2 separate regions of the Homo sapiens genome follow, and region 2 is linked to region 1. The links are chromatin loops, found by intact Hi-C in ENCODE. Cell type or tissue: dorsolateral prefrontal cortex. All regions are shown on one strand. Each heading gives the region's core, and the rest is flanking DNA. Links, peaks and the distances in the headings are about the cores only. Region 1 holds the start of LOC124903874 (a long non-coding RNA gene). Region 2 has its middle 22 kb from the start of C1QB.

Region 1 (2,500 bases), core at 1-2,500:
CACTCACTATCATGAGAAAAGCATGGGGGTAACCACCCCCGTGATTCAATTACCTCCTACTAGGTCCCTCTCACAACAGGTGGGGATTATGGGAACTTCAATTCAAGATGAGATTTGGGCGGGGACACAGCCAAACCATATCAGGGGCTACCAGGTGAAGTCAGGAAAGCTCCCTCGTGAGTGGGGGTCACTGGAATGGGATCTCAAAGAACAAACAGGAACCACCCAGACAAAGATGTGCATGCCTGGCAGAAGGGGCAGCAGGTTCAGAGGAAAGGAGAGGAGAAAAAGCTTGGGATGTAGGGGATATGAAGGGGGCTGACTTGAAGATGTGTCTCTACCACCCCCATAACAGGGGGAGGCAGGGATAGCTGGGTGGGGCAGCAGCAGAGAGGAAGTCTCTTTTGCCAAGCCAGATCATCTGCCTCCTCCTCCAGGAAGCCTCCTTGACATCCCAGCCAGATGCACCTCTTCCTTCTCAGTCCCAGAGCACTTGCTGTGGGTGCCACAGGAGGGGGTTTCTGCTATGCCCCCTCAACTTCCAGCTGAGGCTCCTCTCGCCCCCTTAACTCTAAGCCCATGAGGGAGGGCTTGTGTTTGTTCCCCTGTACCAAGTTTGGGGTCCCTCACACAAAGTCCTTCTCCAGTGCCCACAGGGTGAAGGCCGACTCCTTAGCCTGGCATTCCAGACCCTTCATGACCCACCATTTTGCAGTCTCTCCTGCAACATCCCTAATGTTTCCTAGGTTCCTGCCATCCCTAACTCTTTCCCCCTTCCTTGGTAGAGCTGCCAGATTTAGCAAACACAAATATAGGATGCTGCTCAGTCAAATTTAAATTTCAGATGAACAACAAATACATTTTGGTATAAGTACGCCCCGTGCAATATTTGGGACATATTTGTACTAAAACATTTATTTTTAAAAAATTCAAATGTAATCATGTGTCTTCTATTTTATCTAGCAACTCTACCTTCCATGGACACTCTTGAGTTTTTGCAAGCACTGTTGCCCCTGTCTGAAATACCCTTTCCTCACTTGTCTTGCAGTGTCCTACTCATCGTTCAAGACTCAGCGCAAGTGCCACCTCTGCTGGGGAGACTTCCCAGATGTCCCAGCCAGGGGTTGTGGGTCCAAATTGTCTCCCCTCCCACCTATTGTCCTAATATACCTGTCCATCTTCTTTAAGGATGTGGATTTCCTGAGGCCAGGGACCATGTCTTGCTCATCTCTGGATCCCCCCAGGTTTGCCACACAGTAAGTGTTCACTAATTATTGACATAATGAATGAACATTAAACTGGTATTCAAAAATCTACAAAACCTGGGATGCAGTACCAGACATGGACACTAAGTGCCACTGTACAACATGGGCTCTGCTCAGACTTGAAAACAGGTTAGATTCTGTAAACTGGGTGGGTGCCCACTTAGAGATGTTGGAGGTTTTAAGCCCCTGATTATGTGAGGGAGATGAGAGGCGGCTGCTGGTTCCATAGGTGCCTCATGAGAGTGAGGAACCAACCTGAGCAGCTCCCTTCATTAAAGCTGGGCAAGGGATTGGAAGCTGTTTCATTTTTCATTTTTGTCTCTCTCTGTCTGACTATATTTTTGAGACAGGGTGTTGCTCTGTGACCCAGGCTGGAGTGCAGTGGCGCGATTATGGCCCATTGCAGCCTCGACCTCCCAGACACAAGCGATCCTCCCACCTCAGCCTCCCTAGTAGCTAGGACTACAGGCACATACCATCACACCCGGCTAATTTTTGTATTTTTGGTAGAGACAGGGTTTCATCATGTTACCCAGGCTGGTCTGGAGCTCCTGGACTCAAATGATCCACCCGTCTCAGCTTCCCAAAGTGCTGGGATTACAGACATGAGTCACTGTACCCAGCTGGAAGCTGCTTCATATCCTTGTTTTTTCACTTGATTGCACTGTGACCTTGGGAAAGACCCTTCACTTCCCTGAGCCCCTGTTTTCTATTCCAAATAAATGGAACAATAAATGCCAAGCTCTCAGGGCTGTTGTGAAGATAAAATTTGATCAGGTAGTGCCTGGCACATTGGAGATGCCCGAGAGACGCCAATTCCCTTCGGTCTCTCCTCTCCCTGGGGTACCTTTATCTGAACAGTGATTAAGCACCAAGGGACGATGGGAAGAGATTCAGTATGAAATCCACTAGTCCTTAGTCTGAGCACTTACCTGGTAGCTTAGGGCCAGTGAGGCATTGGGTGCATGTCTTAAGCCTTCCAGGCCTCAGTTTTCTCATCTCTAAAGTGGGTTAATGCAAGTAGGTACCATAAAAGGTGGTTTTGGAGATTTAAAAGGAAAATACAGGTAAAGCTTTTTAGCACAGTCTCTAGCACATAAAAAGACTTAATAAATGTTGGCTCCCACCATCACTGTTATCATCAAAACCATTATAGAGGCCAGGCGCAGTGGCTCATGCCTGTAATCCCAGCACTTTGTGAGGCCGAGGGCTGGATCACCTGAGGTCAGGAGTTC
Region 2 (12,797 bases), core at 5,861-8,360, 220 kb after region 1:
AAATCCCAGCACTTTGGGAGGCCGAGGCAGGTGGATCACTTGAGGCCAGGAGTTCGAGACCAGCCTGGCCAACATGGAGAAAACCTGTCTCTACTAAAAATACAAAAATTAGCCAGGCGTGGTTGTACATGCTGTACTCCCAGTTACTCAGGAGGCTGAGGCTGGAGAATCGCTTGAACCTGGGAGGCAGAGGTTGCAGTGAGCCGGGATAGTGCCGTTGCACTGCAGCCTGGGCAACACAGCAAGACTCCAGCTAAAAAAAAAAAAAAAGGTAGCTGCGGTCAGCTCTCCTTGGATGTCCCAGATGTCCCGTCTTCCCTGTGAGGCTGGCCTGAGCCCAGTCCTCCTGCAAGAAGCCCTCCCTAACTACCCCACCCTAGGGCTGGCTCTCCCTAGCACAGACTCACTGAACGGCTCCCTTGCCGCTCAGCACAGTCTGTCTGGGATGGTGAATTCTCTGTTGGCACACACGTGGCCCATCTCCACAGCCGCCTCAGCCGTTGGCCATGTTTTAATGAGGACTTCTCTTTGTAAATAAGGAAGCAGGCCTTTGATCTCCCTTTTGGAATCGGCTGTCTTTGATAGCCTGCACTGAGGAACTGCTAAACGTCTGGCTGGAATTCAAGTCTGGGCACTGCTGCCACTCGCTGCCAACCCCGGGCAGGTTGCCTCCCTTCTCCCAGCCTCAGTTTCCCCCTAAGTAGAAAGGGCCTGGGTAGAGCAGACAATCTGTGGTCCATAAATTAGCCCATCCATGAATTCAGCAAAATGCCACCTTAGTGCCAGTTTCTTTGGTAACCTCCCTTTCTTTAGTTTCAAGCACAAATCAGCAATTAGCTCCAGTTCCCTGATGAGGGCTAATGAGGCCAGGAGAGGTAAAGTGACTTCTCCAACACCCTCAGCCAGGCATGAAGCAGAGGGGGGATTAGAACCTAGGTTGTCTGACTCCTGGTCTCGCTTATTTCTGTGACCTCTCACCCTCCAAGGCCAAGGTTAACTGGGAATGCGTTGGTCTAGTGGTGACATCTTGGAGTCAGTCCGAGTCAGGACATCCCCAGGCCTGCTCTGCTGTGCTCTGCTCTGGGAGGGGGGCAGTCTGACAGCTTTGGGCAGGACATCAGGCACTAAGATTTGGAGGAGGGACCATTTTCAAAGGTGAATACAGTTCTTATGCAACCCTCAAAGGGCTCAGTGGCTCTGGTTCTTGGGGGCAGGGCACTTGTGGAGGCCGTGTTCTTCATGTGTGCCCACTCCATGCACAGAGGAAGAGATAAGACTTGGAGAAGAAAAGGAGTTACATAAGGTTGGTGACAGGGCTGGAACTGACCCCAAACCATGGCCTATCTTGCACTAACTGTACCTCCATACCCCAGAGGGGGCCTGTCAGTGGGGGAAGCTCCCAACAACCCCCTGGTATATGGAGGGGAACAGAAACAGGCTCAAAGCCACACCGTCAGGTTCCCTGGGAACCGTGTCATGGGCAAGAGTTGGGGGAGGAGCAGCTGGAAGGGGAAAGACGGTGAATGTGAGAGAGATTAAAAGAGACATTAAGAGAAAAAAAAAGAGACAAAGAGAGGGCAAGCAGGGGGAAAAGATGGAAGGAAGGAGGGAGAGACGGGGAGGCAGGAAGGGAAGAGAAAAGAGAGAATGAATAATGGATTCATTTCCATTTTCTGAGCAGAACCCATTTCCAGATCTAGGGGAATGCCCGGGGCAGAATGGCTAACTCAGCCTGCTCGACAGGAGCATAGGGACCTTCACCTCCTTGTCCCCTGCCCTTGTCCCCTGCCCTTGTCCCCTGCGTGGCTCCTTGGTGGACAAGGCATGGAGCAAGGCTGGTGGGATTCAGGGCCAGATCCCACTGAGAGATGGGAGAGGGTGACTGAGGGGCCTGGGCCATGCTCAAGAGCCAAGTGATCTTCAGTGAGCCACAGCCCCTCTCCCAAGCCTCAGGTTCCAAATCTGCAAAACAGTCAGAGCTGGGGCCGCGCGCGTCTGTGTGTGTGTATGTGTGTGTGCGTGTATGTGTGTGTGTGTGTGCATGTGTGCATGTGTGTGTCTCTGTGGGGGTATATGTGTGTGAGTATTTGTGTGTATATGTATGTGCATGTGTGTGTCCATGTGTGTATTTGTGTGTGGTGTGTGTGGTTATGTGCGTGTATGTGTGTGACAGTGTATGTCTGTGTGCATGTGTGTATGCGTGTGTGCATGTGTGTATGTGTGTGTCTCTGTGGGGGTGTGAGTATATGTGTGTATATGTATGTGCATGTGTGTGTGTGTCCATGTGTGTATTTGTGTGGTGTGCGTGGTTGTGTGTATGTGTGACAGTGTATGTCTGTGTGCATGTTTGTGTATATATGTGCATGTGTGTGTGCATGCATGTGTATTTATGTGGTGTGTGTTGTGGTTGTGTGTGAGGGTTTGTATATCTGTGTGTATGTGTGTGTGCATGTGTGTATGTGTGTCTCAGGGGGGATATGTGTGTGTATGTGGTTATGTGTATATGTGTGTGAGTGTATGTGTGTGTATGTATGGGTGTGTGCATGTGTATGTATTTGTGTGTGGTGTGTGGTTTGTGTGTGTGTGTGTGCATGTGTGTATGTGTCTCTGTGGAGGGATGTGTGTGTATGTGATTATGTGTGTGTGTGTATGTCTGTGTGTATGTGTGTACGTACATGCATGTGTGTGCATGTATGTATTTGTGGTGTGTGTGGCTATGTGTGTGTAAGAGTGTGTATGTCTGTGTGTATGTGTGTGTACATGTGTGTCTCTGTGGGGGGATATGTGTGTATGTGGTTGTGTGTGTATGTGAGAGTGTATGTCTGTGTGTATGAGTGTGCGTGTGAGTGTATGTGTGCATATGTATGTCCGTGTGTATGTGTGTGTGCATGTATTTGTGGTGAGTGTGGTTATGTGTGGTTGTGTGTGTGTGTATGTGGGGGGTATGTGTGTGCATGTGTGTGTGGGAGTGGGGTGTGTGCATGTGTGGTTATGTGTGTGTGTATGTGTGTGGGGTGTGTGTGTGCATGTGTATGGTTATGTGTGTATGTGTATGTATGCGCGTGTATGTGTGTATATTTGTGTGTGCACACATGTATGAGTGTATGTGTGTGTGTGCAAACGTGTGTGTGCACGTGTGTGTGTGTGTGTGTGTGTGTAGGAGGCAGCATTTGGGCTCTGATGTCCTGGATGCCACCACGCCTGGGCTCTGGGCCTCTCGTGGGTGGGAGGTGGGGCAGCTGGTCGATAGCCCCCTCCCTGGGTGGATTCAGCCTGGGCCCCTGCTGCGGCCTCCCACGCATCCATTGCCTCCCTCCCCCTCTCTCCAGCTCCTTCCTTACTCTGCCAAACCAACCCCAACCATGGAAAAAAGGAGTATTTGGGGCCAGCCATTAGTGAGCGGAAACTCTTTGTTTCCTTCTCTTCCTGTTCTGGGATCCATCCTGCTCTGGGCCAAGTAATAACAATAGCAGCTGCCATTATTGGGTGCCTACTGTGTGCCAGGAGCTAAAGTCTTTAGCAGATCATCTCATCAAACCCTCAGAACTACGCCCTTCACAGATCCCCAGTTTCCATAGGAGGAAATCGAGGCTCCTGGGGGTGAAGTGACCTGCCTGAGGGCCCATGCTGGGGGCTGGCAGAGCCCAAGCTTGCACATGAGTGATGGGGGTTGGGACCAGAATGCAGAGGAATGGTAGAGCCAGGACTTGATCGGGTCTGTGCTCTTGGGCAATCACCACCTGCCTACAGACCTCAGTTTCCCCATCTGTTAAAAGAGTTGCAGTAAGCAATGGAGATGGTTGTAGAGCCCATGGCAATGGAGAGACTCAGCAAACTTCAGCTACGTGGATGAAAGAATTCAGATTCAGCCTCCCGCTGAGATCCCAGCTCTGCCACATCGCAGCTGGGTGACCCTAGGCAAGTGACTTAGCCTTACTGAGCCCCTTTGTAAAATAGGGTGCTTCAAGGAAAAGATAGGGGTGCGTAGAAAGGGCCCCACTGAGCGCCTGGCACAGGAGGAAGGACCTTTGATCCCAGCCCTTCCCTGCCTTTCCCCTTCCCCTTGTAGGGGTGTGGGAAGGGAAGGCGTGGGGCAGGAGGGGATTAGCCCTGGGTCCCCCTCCTGGGGCGGCGCTTTTAACCGTGGTCTCCCCCGGGGATCAGCCCTGCCCCCTCCCAGGCCCCCGGCCAGGCCTGTGTTTGCCGTGGGGATCTGGGCTGGCCCGGGCCCCTGCCTTTCATTCCCGGGCAGCTTTTGCTTGCTTTGCGCGCCGTGGGGCCAGGCGGCGGTTATGCCCGCTCCCCAGGAGCAGATGGGCCGCAGTGGGAAAGCGGGCGGCTGGCCCTAAGAGGATTGGCGGCCTTTCTTCCCACCCTTTGTGACGCTCCCCGAGGGCCGCCAACGCACAGACCACAAAGGCCGCTTGTTTGGCCGCCTCTGGGGGCGCAGGGGTCACAGCTGACAGCGGCGCCCTTGGAGACGGTGGCACCCCAGTGCGCGGCAGAGCCGGGAGCACCTGGATCACCCGGGCTGGGGAAAGACGGGGGAATCCTTGTCTCCCTCCCACCTCCCAGAATTTCCCAGGGAGCACTGTTGCATGCAGGGGAGAGGTGCTGGGAGTCGGGGGGACTGCTAGGACCGTCCTTTAGAGGGGGCAGGCCCAGAGAGGGTCTGTCTACACGCCCCCATCACCTCACTGAGAGCTGGAGGCCCAGACAGGTCTGTGACTCAGCCAAGTCACACAGCAAGTTAGTCACCAACCAGGACTGACTCCTAGGGTCCCCAGAGCCCAGCAAAGCTCCCCGCCATCTTGGAAATGTGGTCTTCCTTTCCTGCCAGTTTACTCCGCGTAGCTGTGGGGACCAGGAGAATCTGAGAAAGGGAAGGTTGGGGGCAGCAGAAACTGGAGGGACTTAGCAAGAATAGTCCCAGAAGGGGCTTTTGACAATAGTTTGAGGCCAAGCTCCTAGTGAGAGGTGGAAGCTGGGGAGAGGAAAAGGACAAGAATTATGTCACCCATGAGCTTATTTTGAAAAACTGTTGGCTGGGCGCAGTGGCTCATGCCTGTAATTCTAGCACTTTGGGAGGCCGAGGCGGGTGGATCGCCTGAGGTCAGGAGTTCGTAAACAGTCTGGCCAACACGGTGAAACCCCGCCTCTACTAAAAATGCAGACAAATCAACCGGATGTGGCGGCGTGCACCTGTGATCCCAGCTACTCGGGAGGCTGAGGCAGGTGAATTGCTTGAACCCGGGAGGCAGAGGTTGTAGTGAGCCGAGATCGTGCCACTGCACTGCAACCTGGGTGACAGAGCGAGATTCCGTGTCAAAAAAAAAAAAATTGTTGCGTGCCTGCTCTGCGGTGGGTACTGAGAAAATCAGGAGAAATAAGATCAGGCTCAGTGCTTGGGGCCCTCTGCGTACTAGGAAGACAGATTTGTAGGCAACAAGCTCTAGCCCAGTTTCTCAGCCTTGAGAAAGTGACATTTAGGGCAGATAACTTCTGGTTGGGGGCGGTCCTGTGCATTGCAGGAGGTGTTACAGCATCCTTGGCCTCCACCACCAGATCTCAGTAGCAACCCTGTGACCCCAAAAAGGTCTCCAGACATTGTCAAATGTCCCCTGGGGGGATGCCAACCCCGGTTGAGAAACATTGGTCTAGACCATAATCCTGGTCATTTGTTCATTCATTCCACACATGTCAAGTTCATGCCTATTGCATTTGCCTCTTTGAGGAGAGAGTGAAATAGTTAATGCAGGGATGACATGGGCGTGCGGGTTACCAGGAGGCTCCTAAACAGGTGATATTTGAGCCAGACCTAGAAAGAGATGCTGGGACGGAGAAGATGGGAAAGAGGACATTGTAGGCCGAATTGGCAAAATGGACATTCTGGATTCATTCCTTAGAGGTACTCTGAGGGCCTGCTGTGTGCAGGGCATCTCTGGTGATACCAACAAACTGAGACAGCCCCTTTCCAGCATGCAGAGGCTTTGGGCATGCCGAGAAAGGTCTGCACCCGGTTCAGAGGCCGTGGAGGGATCATAAGTGCTTCCCAGGGAAAGGGAGACAGGGGCTACATCTTGAGGCTTAGCAGGCAGGAGATGGGCAGGCAGGAGAAGGAAGGAAGAGATGCAGACAGAGGAGGCAGCCCCTGCCCAGGCTACAGAGCCTGGGAGCCCAAGGCTTTGGGAGAACTACAAGGAGGCAGCTGGAACCAGGGCATGGCATTCTGACAGTGGAGATGGGGGCATGAAGCTGGAGTGGGAGATGAGGAGACGGACCTACCTGAAGAGCCTGGACTTGATACTGAGTCACTGGGGAGCTATGGAGGGCATTTGAGTAGAGGCATATTTTTGTTTTAGAAAAATCACTGTGGCAGCGGTGAGAAGATGGTTGGAGGGGAGCAGGCAAGAGGCAGGGGGACAGTTGCAGTGGTTCAGGAATGAGATCAGGGTGGCTGTGCACAGGGCGTGCAGGGGACAATCCCACAGACACCCGGGAGGTAAAGGCATTAGGATATGGGCTTGAATGTGGGGTTGAGGGAGCTGGAAGAGGCATCTGGGCAGATGATGGGTGTCTAGCAGGGCAGCCCTGAAATGAATCACCAGATTAGAAACACCAGATAAAAGATTGAGCAGAGAAAGATATGTCCGTGGGTCTCAAAATGAACTGTTTTTGAAACTTTTCCCTTATGCTCATCTTTAAATATCGATAACCAACATTTCTAAAGAGCTTAATGCTCTGTGCCAGGCACTGTTCTAAATGCTTCATGTACATTCACTCATTGAGTCTTTAAAACAATGCATCGAGGGAGTTGCTTTCCATCATCTCCATTTTGCAGATAAAGAAACTGAAGCACAGAGAAGTAACTTGTCCAAGGTTAACTAGCTAGCAAGTGGCTGAGCCAGGATTTGAACTCAGGCAGTTTGGCTCTAGAGTTTGTGCTGTCTGCTATGCTATACTACCAAAACATAGAGTTTGTTTAAAGCCTCCTTAACTTTGGCTATTTATAAAGTCCTGTAATCTTAATATAAAAGTAAAAAAGCAATGGCATTTTATAGGTTGTGGTGGTGGAATGTAAAAGTGGAATATCATCTTCTGGAATCTCAGGGAGTAGTTGGAAAGTGCCTACCGCCACCTGGTGGCAGTGTACCCCAAGTAGAGCCACGACAAAGGCTAAACCCAGTTTCTTTCAGTATTACTTTATGAAACTCCAGGCCAGGGTGATAAGAACTTACTAGTAATATATACACTACTATTATGAAAAATGTGTCATCTATGAGGGGGCAGGAAGAAAGAGAGGAGGCTCCCAATGCCCAGGCTGCGGGGTATATACTCTGAGGGACTGTGACTGTGGGTACTCAGGATGAGGTTGCCATGTCCTGTCCAGACCCTCTCACTAGTTCCCTAGACGACCAGCATTAGGCATTTCTGAAACAGCTGGTGGGAGCTAGGGGTGGGGTGGGGCGTTACTCTGCAAACATGGGCTGTACCCATGACCCCGACCTTCTAATCCCAGGGCTTAACTGACTTCATTAACTCCAGGGGGCTTGAGAGAGACCCCTCCCCAAAATCATTATCTGATAAACCATACTCAGAAAAGTCCTATTCCTGGGGGCCATGCCGGAAAACCTCCTGCGTGAAGGCAGGGAACGGGAGGTGATGCTCCTTGGCTGCAAACCCTCCGCTGCGTGAAAGGGCTGGGTCTGCCCCACCCCCTGCCTGCCAAGGGGCAACGAGGGAGAAAACTGGGTGAAAGCAGAGCATGCCGGGTAGCCCGGCCAGGAGCTGAGCGGTCCAGCCTCCCACCCCCCACTGTGGTTGCCATGGCAACTGAGGAGGGGAGGGAGGAGGAGAGGAGAGACCACTCGTCCCTCAGACAATGGGAACCTATTCCAGGTCACCCTTGGCCTTATCCTGAGGGACTCGGGGCAGTCAGCAGTTCTGGGCTCTTTGTACCCTGCAGCATGGAGATTTGGGGGCATAGTCTTCTGCTCAGGCCAGGCCGGGGGGCCCCAGAATGGGGGACAGAATCCTTGCCCTTGGAACATCCCAACCTTACCAGAGCTTACCCCTTCCTGGGCTCCCAGATCCCCCAAGATGAAGTTGGGTTCATTTTCCAAGGGCCCCTCCCCCATGGAATAGTGTGACCTTCTGTTGTGAAGTGAGCAGTGGGCACAGGGAGGAGGCAGCAGCCACTTTGGGGACAGGTCAAATATTTTATGAGTAATTTAATATCTGGAGCGCGAACCACTGAGCGGAGAACTCGTCAGCTGCCGGGAGCGAGAGCTGGTCTGGTCCTCATAACGCAGGGGCAGGGGTGGTGGGCTGACAGGGACGGACCTGGGGCCACAGGGAAGTTAACCCTTTCAGGGTCCTGGGATGGAGCTAGGAAGGGGCAAGGCCGTGGACCTGCCGTGCACCAGATCCTGAGCCATGCGGTTTGGGTGGCTTGAGCACTTTGAACCTGGGAAGGAAGGGTTGGCCCATTGGAAAGGCACTGGCTTTTAAACGGGGGGACCTGAGTTTGGCTCTTGCTAGCTATGTGACCCTGGACTAGTGTGAGCCTGTGTGAGCCTCAGTTCCTTATGCATGAAATGGGGATGATAGTAATGAGATCTATGCCATTCCTACCACGGTAAGAATTGAGCAATAATGAATACAAAGCACTTAATACAGTGCCCAGGACACAGCAGGCCCTCGATCAGAGGACCTGCCTTCACGACTCTGATGCTGTGTGAAGCTTGCCAGAACCCCTTGAAGCCCCCCAGAGCCCCTCAAAGCCCCCAGACATCCTTCATAGGGATCTCCCCAACACCCAGCTGTGTTCTGGATGCCTTTTCTTGTCCCGGGACCACCTGACAGACTTTCCTACCATTCTACACAAGACATAGCTGTGTTCTGTCTCCTGACATTTGCTTTAGCCTCTACTCAGAGTTTCTGCAGAGGGGGTCCTGTCCAGCCTGGTGGCATGGAAGGGGCCTGGGCCCTGGGTCAGAATCCCAGCTCAGCCACATTCCAGTTCTGTGACCAAGGCCAGGTGCTTCACTTCTCTGGGCCTTCATTTCTTCCTCTATGAAATGTGAGTAACAAAGTGCCGTCCTCGTAAGAATGCTGTCCCAGTTAATGAAGATCATTCTGTAAGGAAGCCAGCACAGCACCTGTTACATAGTAGGTGCTCATTAAATGGTGCTCTTCATCATTGATACTTCAAGAGAGTGGCTTCAGTGCCAGACTGTCTTAGTCCATGCCCCAGCTCTGCCGTGGGCTAGCTGTGAGGACTCGGTCAAATTACTTCCCTATACCTCACTTTCCAGATCTGTGAAATGGGCATAACAGTCACACTTGCCTCATGGAGATTAAATGAGTGAAGATGTGTAAAGTGTTTGGAACAAAACCTGGAACAAGGGAGGAGCAAAGTTGGTGCCAGGCTATTCTCTTTTTCTGAGGTTCAGAAGCAATTTGTGAAAAGGCATCTCCAGTCCCCTCCCCTGCCCTCATCCTGCCATTGGGACTGGGAGACAGGTCTCCCAGGCTACCTTTGTCTGGTGCTCGGGTTGCAGCATGGTGAGCTCTCTCCCTGCCCTGGGTTTATCTTTCTGCCTCCCTGAGGGACTCCAACAGCATCAAGGGCTTCTCCTGCCATAGGAATGGCAGGAGCACTGGTCTCAGAGTCACCTACGCACTGTGTGACCTCAGGTACATAACCCCACTCTCCAGAACGGCTTCTCTTGCCATGGGATTCTGCCCCTGCGTTAATCATGAAATCTCCCTTTTCCACGCAGCCTAGTCCTGACCATTGTTTCACTTCCTGGAAAAAATTCCATGTGCCTGAGCTGAGATGAGCCAGAGATCATCTGGTCCAGTCCCGTCATTTTACAGATTGGGAAACTGAGGCCAGGTATTGGCCTTATCACAGTGCTCCAAAAGGAAGAGCCCGGCCGGGCCAGGGATTTTACAGATGAGGAAACCCAGTCCCAGAGACTGGAGTCACTTATCTGAGGTCACACAGTGAGTCAGTGACTCTGGGAGCAGTGCTCCTGCACCTTACTTTGCCCCCAATTACCTACTTTCAATGTTGTTTCACTGAGAATGTCAAAGTCTCTCCCCACTTGGATCCAAGGAAAGGGCCATTCATTGAGCACCTGTGTCTACAAAGTGGGCAGCTCCATTCCCCAGTGTGCCCCTTTTTGTGTTTTCCTGGTTGCAGTGAGTGCCTGCTCCTGGAGAGGGACTACCCTGGGCAGCTTCCAAAGGTGATCTTTATTTCTTAAGAACCCATGGGCACATATATTATGTCCCCATTTTATAGATGAGGAAACCGAGGCTCTGAAGGGGAGAAGTGACTGCAGGTCACACGACAATCAGGCCTGGCCTGGCGGGGGGCTCAATGGGAGACTGTTCTCCCACTCCCCACGCCTGGCAGGACCTGCGCAGGTTTCCACCACGGTGAACTCGCTCTGTATAAAGCCATCATGGCCTAAGCTGTAAAACAGAAGGAATGAAGACATATTTTTCTGGTCTCCTTCCCCGGAAACCAGCTGGGGCTGGGGCCCGGCGAGGCTGACATTTATGTACTGTCTTTAATCACAGTAGCTGACGTATTCCAAATAAGGTCTGGAGACACCTTGTTAACGAGGGCCCAGCTGTCTCTCCTGTGGATACCTGTGCTGGCATGGGGAGCCCGCCCCGAGATATGCTAACTCAGGCCTGGAGCCTGCAGACAGACCCACCCTGTGGCACGGCTCACGTGCTGCCGCCGCAAGCCCTGCAGAGGCAGGGGCTTGTTGGAATGGCTGGAATCCAGGCTGGAGGGAGAAGGAAAAATTTGTCCTAAGGTGGGCACAGGATTTTTGCCTCTTGTGGCTCACCTGAACCTCACAACAACCAATAGTCACATTCCACAGGTGAGGATGCTAACATTTGTTGAGGGCCTACTATGTGTCTGGGAGGGTGTGTGGTTCTTTTGTTTTGTTTTGTTTTAAGACAGGGTCTTGGTCTGTTGCCCAGGCTGGAGTGCAGTGGTGTGATCATGGCTCACTGCAGCCTCTACCTCCTGGGCTCAACAGAGTTTCTCACCTCAGCCCCCCGAGTAGCTGGGACTACAGGTGTGTGCCATCACACCCAGCTAATTTTTTTATGTTTTGTAAATATAGGGTCCCATTATGTTGCCCAGGCTGGTCTCGAACTCCTGGGCTCAAGCAATGCACTTGCCTCAGCCTCCTGAAGTGCTGGAATTACAGGCGTGAGCCACTGTGCCCAGCCTTGTGTTTCTTTATAACAGCCAGATTTTATTTTATGTCTACTATGTGCCAGGTGGGTGCTTTACATACACTAGCTCATGGAATGCTCATAACAATAGTAGCCAATAGAGTTCCATTTTGTAGCCAAGGATATAAAAGCTCAGAGTCGAGGCGACTTGCTTGTCAAGGTCATCCAGCTAGAAGGTGGCAAAGCAGGAATGAACTCGGTAGGGCTCAAGCAAGAAGCCAGTGAGGGAACCTGCACAATGCACCTGGCATGGCACCTGACACGTCGGAGTTGCTTGGTGCATCCTGCTTTGCTTCCTTTGCCTTCTTTTTGGTGGTTGACTTGTTTACGTCCTCTCTTGCTCCACAGATGCTGTAAGGCAGATTATAGGGAGAAGTATGTGATGAAGCAGGGTGCCGTGGCTCACACCTGTAATCTGAGCACTTTGGGAAGCTGAGGAGGGCAGATTGCTTGAGCCCAGGGGTTTGAGACCAGCCTGGGCAACATGGCAAAACTTCGTCTCTACAAAAAATACAAAAATTAGCCGAGCATGGTAGTGTGCACCTGTGGTCCCAGTTACTTGGGAGGCTGAGGTGGGAAGATCACTTGAGCCTGGGAGGTTGAGGCTGCAGTGAGCCATGATCATGCCACTGCACTCCAGCCTGGGCAAAAGAGCAAGACCCTGTCTCAAAAAAAAAAAAGTGATGAGAAGACATAAATGAGAAGAATCTGCAAAAGCAATGGGAAAATGTGGTTGGAAAGGCAGGAAGACGTAGACAGAAATGAGAGTGGAGGCTACAAAGAAAGTATGGGCCAGGCATGGTGGCTTATGCCTGTAATCCCAGCACTTTGGGAGAACGAGTTGGGCAGATCACTTGAGCTCAGGAGTTCGAGACCAGCCCAGTCAACATGGTGAAACCCCGTCTCTACTAAAAATACAAAAATTAGCCAGGTGTGATGGTGCGCGCCTGTAATCCCAGTGACTTGGAAGGCTGAGGCAGATGAATTGCTTGAGCCTGGGAGGCAGAGGTTGCGGTGAGCCAAGATCACACCACTGTACTTCAGCCTGGGAGCCAGAGAGAGACTCTGTCTCAAGAAAAAGAAAGAAAGAGAGAGAGAAAGAGAGAGAGAGAAAGAAAGAAAGAAAGAAAAGAAAGAAAGAAAGGAGGAAGGGAGGGAGGGAGGAAGGAAAGAAGGAAGGAAGGAAGGAAGGAAGGAAGGAAGGAAGGAAGGAAAGAAAGAAAGGTAGGTTCCTAAAGCCCTGAATGCTCTCTGAGCCCTAGTGGGTTTCTCTGGAGGTTCTCGGGCCTCAGTTGTCCATTGGGTCCTTGCCTCTGGACAGTGGTAATGATGCCCACATCAGGGGCTGCTGTGAGGATGACATGGGCTAATGTCTGCACAACGGGTACGTTCATGAGGCTCAGTTTGGCTTCTCCCTGCCTGCTTTCCTTTCCTTCCAGATGCCAAGCCTTCCCCTGGAAATTGTCCCAAGGGCTTAGGAAACATTATTAGTATAGGCCCTATCTTTCCAGGCAGGACATAATTTT

Evidence for each region. Peaks named below come from ENCODE experiments on the same cell type or tissue, not always from the same donor. Only the 100,000 strongest peaks of a DNase experiment are listed, where the experiment ranks them.
Region 2: a loop joins it to region 1, with 2.5 times the contacts of the local background. A loop is called at or near these places in 15 of 110 quality-filtered maps.

The regions. Positions count from the first base shown.
Region 1 is chr1:22,888,263-22,890,762 of GRCh38, reverse strand. All of the region lies in intron 6 of EPHB2 (EPH receptor B2), which reads right to left. LOC124903874 (a long non-coding RNA gene) reads left to right here and starts at 1,203. Exons shown (of 3, transcript XR_007065534.1): 1 at 1,203-1,256. RefSeq lists a silencer at 1,046-1,251. In dorsolateral prefrontal cortex, for the core only: CTCF peaks have their summits at 1,151 and 1,354; a DNase peak (open chromatin) is centred at 1,361.
Region 2 is chr1:22,668,671-22,681,467 of GRCh38, reverse strand. No RefSeq gene overlaps it. Among named protein-coding and RNA genes, the nearest start is that of C1QB, 22 kb to the right of the region's middle. RefSeq lists enhancers at 3,241-3,779, 3,812-4,334. In dorsolateral prefrontal cortex, for the core only: a CTCF peak has its summit at 7,145 (motif pointing left); a DNase peak (open chromatin) is centred at 7,137; H3K27me3 peaks cover 683 bases.